Linked DNA regions of Mus musculus: region 2 is linked to region 1. The links are chromatin contacts, found by POLR2A ChIA-PET in ENCODE. All regions are on one chromosome and are shown on one strand. Each heading gives the region's core, a stretch centred on a gene start or an enhancer-like site at or near the end of the contact. The rest is flanking DNA. Distances are from core to core; before and after follow the strand shown. Region 1 holds the start of Manba (mannosidase, beta A, lysosomal). Region 2 holds the start of Cisd2 (CDGSH iron sulfur domain 2).

Region 1 (4,729 bases), core at 928-3,427:
GAATTTATATCTCAACGGTATGTATTTATGTCTATATGTATGTACAGGACATGCATGTCTCATGCCATCAGAGGTCTGTAGAGGACCTTGGATTTACTGGGACGAGAGTTACAGGTGTCTGTGAGTCACAAAGTGGGTGCTGGAAATTGAATGCAAGTCCTCTGCAAGAATGAGTGTTCTTGAACTTGGCCTGGCAAAATGGTTCCCACAAAGAAAAGCGGCGAGCAGAAGAGCCATTCTGCCATAAAAGAAGTGATGACCAGAGAATGCGCCATTAGCATTCTCAAGCACACACACCGAAGTAGGCTTCAAGGAGCGTGCCCCTTGGGACATTTGCCATGAAGGAAATGGGAACTCCAGATGTTTACACTGATGCCGGGCTCAATGCTCCATCATATATTCATGTACGTTTGTCCAGAAAACATAATGAGGATGGGGACTCACCAAACAAATTCTACAAACTGTTAACTTACCTACCTGGTACCACATTCAGAAATCTATAGAAGGTCGGTGTGGATGAGAACTAACCTGCTGAATGCCGAATGAAGTTGCAGATCTGCCGACTAAACAAAAGACAACAAACAAACAAACAAACAAACAAAAAACAAGTGCTCTTAACCACTGAGTCACCTCTCCCGTCCAACCATTGTTACATTTTTGAAACAAGCTGGCTTCAAGGTCCCTATGTAGACAACGACAGTCTTGAACTCCTGATCCTCCTCCCTCTGTCTCCTAAGTGCCTTGATTCCAGGTTATAGCCAGTCACAGTGTCGTTAGACTTCAGGCTTACAGGTTGTGAGCCACTACCTGCACCTCCCTTCACCTGTCTTTTAAACAGTGTAACTTCAAACGCACAGAAAACACCAACTTCAACTTCCTTATGCTTGCTCTTCTGCCTTGAGACAGCTGAACTTTGTCCTCTGGGTACTGCTGTCCTTTCTGAAGCGTCTCTCAATGTCCTTGCTTAAGCTGTAGTAGATATATATATATATATATATTCCGAGTTTTGCTTCATGAGAAGAACCCAGGGGCCAATGAGATAGAGCAGCCGTTAAGGGGGAATGTCTCTAAGCCTGACACCCTAAGTTCTAGCCCTGGGACTCCTCACAAGCTGTCTGCTGACTTCCACACGCTCGCTGTGGCAGGAACCCCCATTCAACTCCTCCATGAAATTAGTAAGTAAAATGTGGGGTGTTTTGTTTATTTAAAAGAAGATGAAGAACCCAGCCTGCGTCTCCGTCTCTGAAATTAGTGTCTGCATTGTTTTGTTTTGTTTTTTTCGAGACAGGGTTTCTCTGTGTAGACCTGGCTGTCCTGAAACTCACTTTGTAGACCAGGCTGGCCTCGAACTCAGAAATCCGCCTGCCTCTGCCTCCCAAGTGCTGGGCTTAAAGGCGTATGCCACCACGGCCCGGCTAAGCGTCTGCATTCTTTTTTTTTTTTTTTTTTTTTTTGACAGGGTTTCTCTGTGTAGCCCTGGCTATCCTGGAACTCACTTTGTTCGAGGAGGCTGGCCTCGAACTCAAAAATACGCCTGCCTCTGCCTCCCAAGTGCTGGGATTAGAGGCGTGCGCCAGCACGCTTGGCATCTGCATTCTTTTAAATTCAGGGAATGGGAATTCTGTTGCTTGTTCAGTCCCACAACTCAACAGTGAAGGAGGGAATTTCAGACTCACCTGTAACACTAACGCAGTTTCATAGGAACCTCAGAAGCAGCTCCATGATGTAGCCACCACTAACAGGGAGCACATGGCGCCTCTCAGTCAACAGTTGAAGCAACCCTACGAGTTTATAGTTAGCACTGTTTAGTCCCAGCAGGTCGCGTATTGAGGGAGCGTTCAGCCTGACAAATCCTGGGGCCGGGGGACCATGTACAATCTGCTGGTCAGGCGTGGTAGGAGCTGTCCCCGGGCAGAGCCTGCGTACTATTGTGGACGCGCACCTGTCGTCTCCCAAATGGTCAGACTCTGCTTTCCAGACTTTTCTGTCGCTTTTCATCATTCGGATGAGCGCCCCACTTACAGGATCGAGCTGGAGCGAGAAGCCCAGCTCACAGGTCGCAGAGACCCTGGCCCTGGGCGGTGCTTGTACCCGCGTGGCGGGTCCCGGCTTCAGTTCCTCCCTGCAGGGCTGCGGGAAGCGCTCAGCTGACCTGGGGGCGGGTCCGTGCTCGGGGCGGGGACACAGCGTCCAGGCCTTGGCAAGGCTTGGGCGACACTGCCGGGTTCCTGCTTGCGAGCGGTCAGCATGCATCTTCACCTGCTCTTGATATTGGCGCTATTTCGGGCCGGCTGCGTGGTGGCAGGTCCTAGCTACAGCCTGAGCGGGAGCTGGCGGGTGAGCAACGGGAATGGCTCCCTGGAGCTACCGGCGACTGTCCCCGGCTATGTGCACAGCGCCCTGCACCAGCACGGGCTGATCCAGGTAGGACGCACAGTCACCCCCCACACCCCCCATGCGGGTCCAGGTCAGTAGGTGCAGCTGTGGGCAGTTGGGGGAATGGCCTGGGAGTTCAGGCCAGTTGTGGACACTGACCCTCCCTCGCTGGGTCTTCAGTGACCTTGGAAGGCGGAAGTTGTGTATATGAAACAAACGGTATGTCTGCTGTCTACTTATTGTGGTGATTCTCTGCTCAAGCATTTCCTAAGAGGACTTACCTTTCTCCCTCCGGACAGGGTTACTGTTGCAATCATCTGGATGCTTGTAGCTTTTAGTTAATCAAAGTTCGCCGACCCTAGGATGTCCGGGTTTTCTTTTTCTGCTTTGAAGCCTCGTGCGTCAGGTTTGAAATAAACACAAGGGATTGGGGAGAGCACTAGTAAAGTTTGGTTGTTGATGCTAATGAGGAGCCTAAATATTTGGGAGGGGAGTGTGTGCAAGTGTGTGTGTGGTGTGTGTGTGTGTGTGTGTGTGTGTGTGTGAGAGAGAGAGAGAGAGAGAGAGAGAGAGAGACCCAGAACCATGAGTATACTAAGCACACATTGTACCACCACCGAACTACACCCCAATCCTAAAGCCTGAATACCGTGCTGACATTTTTTTTTTAAATGAGAGTCTGTCATCCAACAGTGTGGTAGGTTTCTTTATGATAGTTTCATGTGAGTGCACCATGTTCTCTGCCCATATTCACTTTTTACTGGGTCTTGCCACCACGTGATCCCTCCCTCGTTCAAGGAGTTTCTTTCCATTATGGTGTCCTATATACGTACACTTATGAATACATATATTTACATCTAGAGTCAACATGAGTAAAAACATGCCATATCTTGTTTTCATTCTCATTTGTCTTATGTTGTTGTTTTGTTACCAATTTTTATTGTCTTCATTATCCTTACCTTCTTTTTTTTTTCTGGCTTTTGAGACAGGATCCCATGTAGTTCAGGCTGACCTTGAATTCCCAATGTAACTGAGGACCACCTGAACTCCTGATCCTCCTGCCTCCTCCTCCCATGTGCTGGAGATATAAGTGTTTACCATCATGCACAGCCTAATTACATCATTTTTCCTATGGAAAATGTGTGTGTGTGTGTGTGTGTGTGTGTGTGTGTGTGTGTGTGTGTGTGATTTTCTTTAACCATTTGTCTGTTAGTGGGCATCTGGGCTGATTCCATCACTTGGCTATCATGCCGCAACCAAATGGCTACACAGATATTTCTGCACTATGCTGTCCTAGGATCCTTCAGGTATCGGAAGGAGTGGTGCAGCTGTTATGGGGGAGGGGGGGGCTTATTCCTAGTGGTTCTTTTTATTGCTATTGTTTTTGAGACAGAGTTGTTTTTGTTTTGTATTCTTTGTTAATTTGCCTTGTTTGCTTTTTTTTTTTTCAAGACAGGGTTTCTCTGTGTAGCCCTGGCAGGCTGGCTTCAAACTTCACAAGTTTCTGCCTTCCGAGTGCTAGGATTAAAGGCTTGAGCTACTAATACAGGTTGAGTGTCACCATTTTTAATGGTTTGAGGAACATCCATGCTGAACTACATAGTAAGCCTGCATAATTGTGTGTGTGTGTGTGTGTGTGTGTGTGTGTGTGTGTGTGTGTGATCCAGAGGTTGGTGTTGACTGTCATCAGTCATATTTACCTTATTTATTGAGTCCGGGACTTTCACTGAACCCCAAGCTCAGTGAATGCCTAGACGAGTTAGCCACAGTCTCCACTCTCCCATTGCCAGGATTACAGTGGAATCTCAACCCGGGCCCTCCTTGAGGACAAGCACTTCACCAGCTGAACCACGTCCCCAGGACGTTTGCCTGCACAATTTTGAAAGCTTTCTAAGTGACCAAGCCAGCTCAATCAGTCAACCGGGTCTCAAGGGAGGGAGTGAGGATTGAAAAAGAAAAAGCAATTAGACAAAATGATAACCCGACCCCAGCCAGTGCTGAGGCTGAAGCAGCTTTAGTTTTCTGCAGCTTTTGTACCATTCTAGGTGCATCCAGACATCACGGTCAGCTCTTAGATCAAAGACAAAATAGTCAAGCAAAGTAGTAAACAAAACCCCCCATGCTCACTGTTTCTGATATTCTTATCTGAGCCTATTTCCTTGTCTGAGGCCAGATTCCTAGAAGTGGCACCAAAAGCTCTCACCAGCTAAGATATGAGTAAGTTCGAGATTCCTTTCTGGGAGCACTGGAGAACATGGCTGGTATCATACAGCAGCCGCCAGCTGACAGATGAAATTGCTTGTTTTTTGATGACAAGTTTCTCTGTATAGTCCCGGTTGTTCTGGAACTCACT
Region 2 (4,729 bases), core at 869-3,368, 62 kb before region 1:
AACAGTGCTAACATCAAATATTTCATAATTCTAGAGAGAAAGCTACTGCACACTGTTGGTTTAGGAGGGGCAAGGTATGGCTGAATTTCCTGAGTGGCTTTAATAAGAATTATTTACTGACAGAATGAATAGACCTGTAAGGACATAAGCTTATAAGGCTTATAAGGCTTTCTAGCCACTAAACAAAGAGTCATAACCTGCTTCAACAACATTTCATCCACAAAAACCTGAAACTAACATAAATGCAGCCACAGTCATAACCAACACATGCAAGATGCCCTTCAGTAGGGTGAGAAAAAAACGGATTAAACTCCTAATTAATGTGTATTATTAAGACAAATTGGCAAAGCAGAACAATGCCACAAAATGACTATGCCTCTTTGGCTTTGAATTCCCAGTTTTAGTGAATTACATTCAAGACTATACCATTCAGAAGAGAAAAAACAATTGGTTTATGTATACTAACATTAAACTACTACAACGCACTTATTTGAAATATAGAACTCTAAATTTCAAGCTATAAAGGGGCAGGAAGGCAGAGGACAAGATCAGTACTGTCAGAATACCTGCAGGAGGGTTACACGAAACAGTGCCGAGGTAAAGAAATGGCAGGGGAGGGAAGTCAAGTCATGTACTTGCTACAGTTTTTAAAAATAAGGGCACAGGACCAAGAAATTTTGATATTTATAGAGAACAGAAGATTTGGAATTTTTTGTTCTTGTTACTTTTATGTTACTTCAAGTGTCTGCATGTTTCCTTGGTGTGGATTCGTCAGCTACAGTGCTTTCTAATCTCTTTCATACACTCTACTGGATCTAATGTTTAAACACGTTAAAAGCTTAAAACCTACTTGTTAACAGAGCAGTTGTCAGTGACAATTAAAAAAAAAATCTCTCTGTTAAAGTCTGTATGGTATAGGTGTATCCATATAAACACATGAGTCTCTTTTGTTTTTACTTTTTATCCCTGGGAGGGGCGAGTATCAAATGCACATCTGTTTGAGGAACTCACTCAGGAAAAGCCAAACTGCAAACAAAATAATTTCCTTGGAATGGGGCTGACACCCATCTCCAAATACTCCTCAACAATTTGGTATGAACTCCATCTTCTGGTACACGGAATTACTTTTTCTTCCAAGTCTCCCAATTATTGTATTTCAAGTCAAATGTCTCTAGACTACTCACCTCCGAGTTATCTAAATTCATGTTTGCATTCGCTGATATTAGGGACCTCAGGCACTGCTGATTTTGTCACCATCTCATACAGTCTGCGGACACGGTTTAGAAAAATTTAACCTACACCATCATGCTCCAAACCCAACACAATCTATCAAGTACTGACTGCATTCTGCATATAGTCAAGATATTTATTACTGAGCTGCGGGAACCTTTTCATACAGGCAGAACCTTAATTCACAATAGATTCAATGCTCCAAAATCATAGAGCCTAGGAATACATCCGGCTACTTTTTCTGCACCTCAACTTGCTCCAGGAACTGTAGTTATGGAGGTGACCTCAAATGCCTCCATGATAGGTGACTTCAAGCCTCCAAGTGCTGTCGGGAAGGGAGGTCACTGGTGATTTCGTTAATACAGGCATCATACACGGGCATGGCGTGGAGGCAGTACTTCTTCCCCACGCGCTGGGCGCCTCACACAGCGAGGACTTGGAAAGTGCTTTACAAGATGCATGCGACAGTGAGTTCAGGAACGAGCCGCGTCGCTCCTACCTCAGCACCTACTCCCCGGCATTAACCCGTTGGGTCGGTCGCCCGGGAAAGGAACCCTTCCCGGGGCCGCCTCGCGCCGCGCAGGCGCACGCCGGCCGCGGGTCACGTGCCAAGGCCTGACGCCCCGCCCCGGCCCGCCCCGCGCCGCGCCGCGCTCTCCACCGCTGCCCCCACGGGGGCGGCGCGCGAGGATGGGACGGCGGCGGGAGGGTTACCTGTGAGGCGGGCGAACCCGGTGATGCTGTCGGGGACCGGGAGCTGCTTGAGGTAGGCGGGCAGCTGCACCTTCACGATGCGGGCCACGCTGTCCAGGACCATCCTGCCGCCGGCGGCGTCCGCTGCCCGGCTGCTGCGCTTGCGTGAGAGCGGAAGCGGCCGGCGGGCTCGCGGGCTCGGGCGGGAGGTGGCCCGCCGGGCCGCGATTGGCGCGCGGCGAGTGACGTGCGCGCTGCGGAGCGGAGCCGAGCGCAACGCAGCGCCCAGCGTACGGAGCCCGGCCTGTCCTCGGCTCGGCTGCGGGGGTGGGCGTCCGCTTTCGACCCTTGACGTCTGCGGAAGCGGGTGGCCGGGTTTTGAAAGAAACCCAAAGTTACCCACTGATTGTTTTTTCCTCCGCAACTTTAGTCAGTTCTGCCCAAGCAGTCAAAGGCTTTTCTTTTTAAAGGGGGGAAATGTGTTTGCCCCCCACCCCCTTTTTTAGACAGTCATGTAACCCAGCCTGAACTGACATTCAGGAGGCTGATAACTATGAGTATCTTCATCTTCCAAATGCTGGGATAACCACGCTTGTCTTGTGGAGTTTCTGTGACACGGGGCTTACGTCTTGTAAAATGTAAAGGTATTGGAGTGGTTTTACTTACCTATCTTGGCTGAGGTTAGAATAGCCAGGGTAATGCATTCGCTGTGGAGTTAAGGGCTTTTGACCCAGGAGCCTACTGTTGAATAGCAAGCTAGTCAGATGAGCAGGCTTGAAGGTCACTGAGGATGGACCGACCCCAAGTTCAGTCTGCAGCTTACAATCCTCGGAACTGAAACTGCAACTCTGATTACTGGTCAAAAAAAAAAAAAAATCTCTGGCCTTGGTGAAAACATGACATTCTAAACTGAGCCAAAGATCTTAAGTTTGCTATCTGGTGCTGAAAAGGAGAGCTTTCTGGGAAGAATAAAGGTGTAACCACTGTTCTCCCTCCTTTATGAGTTCATCCAAATGGGCCTATCAAGGAAATCGGAAAATTGTCTATTCAAGAGACTTAAATAGTACAAAGCCTACTTAAAAAACATGTCACAACACCATAGTTTAGCTGTTATCCACTGTCACCTCATGAAATTGTTCACCTCTATAGTGTTCCCTTTGGTCTCTTCTCCCCTTTGTGAGTACCCTACTTTATCATTTAATAAACTCTTGTCTTCACTATCCTGTGTCTCGTTTAAATTCTTTAAACAGACCACAAGTACTAGAGCTAAGGGAAGGCCAGAGCAAGTACCTGGTAAAAGTATCCTGGAAACTTGACATCAGTGTTCTGTAACATTCAGCATTTGGTATGCCCACGTAACATCGAGCTGTAATCAGCTTTATTTTTTTGTTGGTATTTTAAGTTTGAAAAGTAAACTGTTGGGGGGGGGTGGGTATGGGGGACCTTTGGGATAGCATTGAAAATGTAAACGAGGAAAATACCTAATTTAAAAAAAAAATCTAAAAAAAAAAAAAGAAAAGTAAACTGTTCTTTGAACTGTTTAAATTTAACTCTGATCATTTTTTTCACTAAAACACTAAAAAGAAAAGTAGCAGGTGATGAAAAGTTTTTTTAAAATTACTATCATTTTTAACCTGATCAGATTGACCAAGTACAATTGGATAATTGAAGGTTTTTGGATATAGAACATGTCTATGAGCTATGGCATAGCAAATGATACACCAAAAAGTGGTGATTTAAAAGATTACTGTTTCCATTAGGATTTCCATATTTCCATTCCTTTTGGGAGGTTAGGTTTTTTGTTTATTTGTTTTGTTTTGTTTGTTTTTGTCTGAAGGAAAAAAGGTCCCAAAGTTGTTTGTCTTAAAAGGAGTGAAATTTAAGCATTCTTGCCCTCTGAACTGTATTACCTCTGCTAATCAGGTATACCGTCCTTGTGGAAATGGTTGAAGTAGGAGGTAAGTTGAACATAGGGTACACTGAAGAATGTCTGCGAAAGGACATTGGATATTTCTTTTAATTCATCATGACAAGGACAAAATAGGCTATGTTGAATGACATTCTTAAGACCTCTACAGTTTTTCATTTGGGATAAAAGGTAGAAACCTGTCTTAGAAACACAAATATTCAAGTGCCAGATTACAATTCAGTGTACTCAGACACCAGTGTCACCATATAGGGTATGTCTAATACCCAGAGAGACTCAACAATTCAGCACACTCAGACACCCTTGTCACCACATAGGGTATGTCTAATACCCAGAGAGACTCAGTATTCTTTAGAGCCACAGTTGGCAATACCACCACTGCAATTGTTGTTTTCCTTTGAATGTTTTTGAATTCCATATAAAAAGAATTACAGGTGTGTGTGTGTGTGTGTGTGTGTGTGAGAGAGAGAGAGAGAGAGATTAGCTTCCTCTCAGCAGTATTTGTAGATACTGGATTGATATTTTTGATGGAAGCTTATATGCCTAAAACTTTTTTTCCTTGAAATTTAGAAAAGTATGGATCATATATTAGCTGTTTCTGTTGAATGGCACGAGCTATGTTAAAGGATAGTCTTATAGTCCCATCAGAATTTATATCCTGTTTCACTTCTTTTCTCTTTAAATTTCTTCTTTTAGTGTGTCTGTGTTTTGCCTGCATGTATGTCTGTGTACCACATGCATGCCTGGTAGTTATGAAGACCAGAAAAGGCATCAGATACCTAGGGACTGGAGTCACCGACTGTTGTAAGCCCCTATGTAAATGCTGGGACTCAAACCCAGGCCTTCGGTAGAGCAGCTGGTGCATTTACTCACTGACTG

What was found. ChIA-PET counts read pairs that join two places held with the same protein, here RNA polymerase II (POLR2A).
Region 2: POLR2A ChIA-PET joins it to region 1 with 11 read pairs in Patski. The contact joins the promoter of Cisd2 here to the promoter of Manba in region 1. POLR2A ChIA-PET finds 5 or more read pairs at or near these places in 4 of 5 experiments (Patski and embryonic stem cell).

The regions. Positions count from the first base shown.
Region 1 is chr3:135,483,434-135,488,162 of GRCm38, forward strand. It overlaps Manba (mannosidase, beta A, lysosomal), which reads left to right and starts at 2,178. Exons shown (of 17, transcript NM_027288.3): 1 at 2,178-2,424. The coding sequence starts at 2,248. Gm30992 (a long non-coding RNA gene) reads right to left here and starts at 2,168. Exons shown (of 3, transcript XR_376111.4): 1 at 1,677-2,168; 2 at 529-563.
Region 2 is chr3:135,421,315-135,426,043 of GRCm38, forward strand. It overlaps Cisd2 (CDGSH iron sulfur domain 2), which reads right to left and starts at 2,119. Exons shown (of 3, transcript NM_025902.3): 1 at 1,945-2,119. The coding sequence starts at 2,047.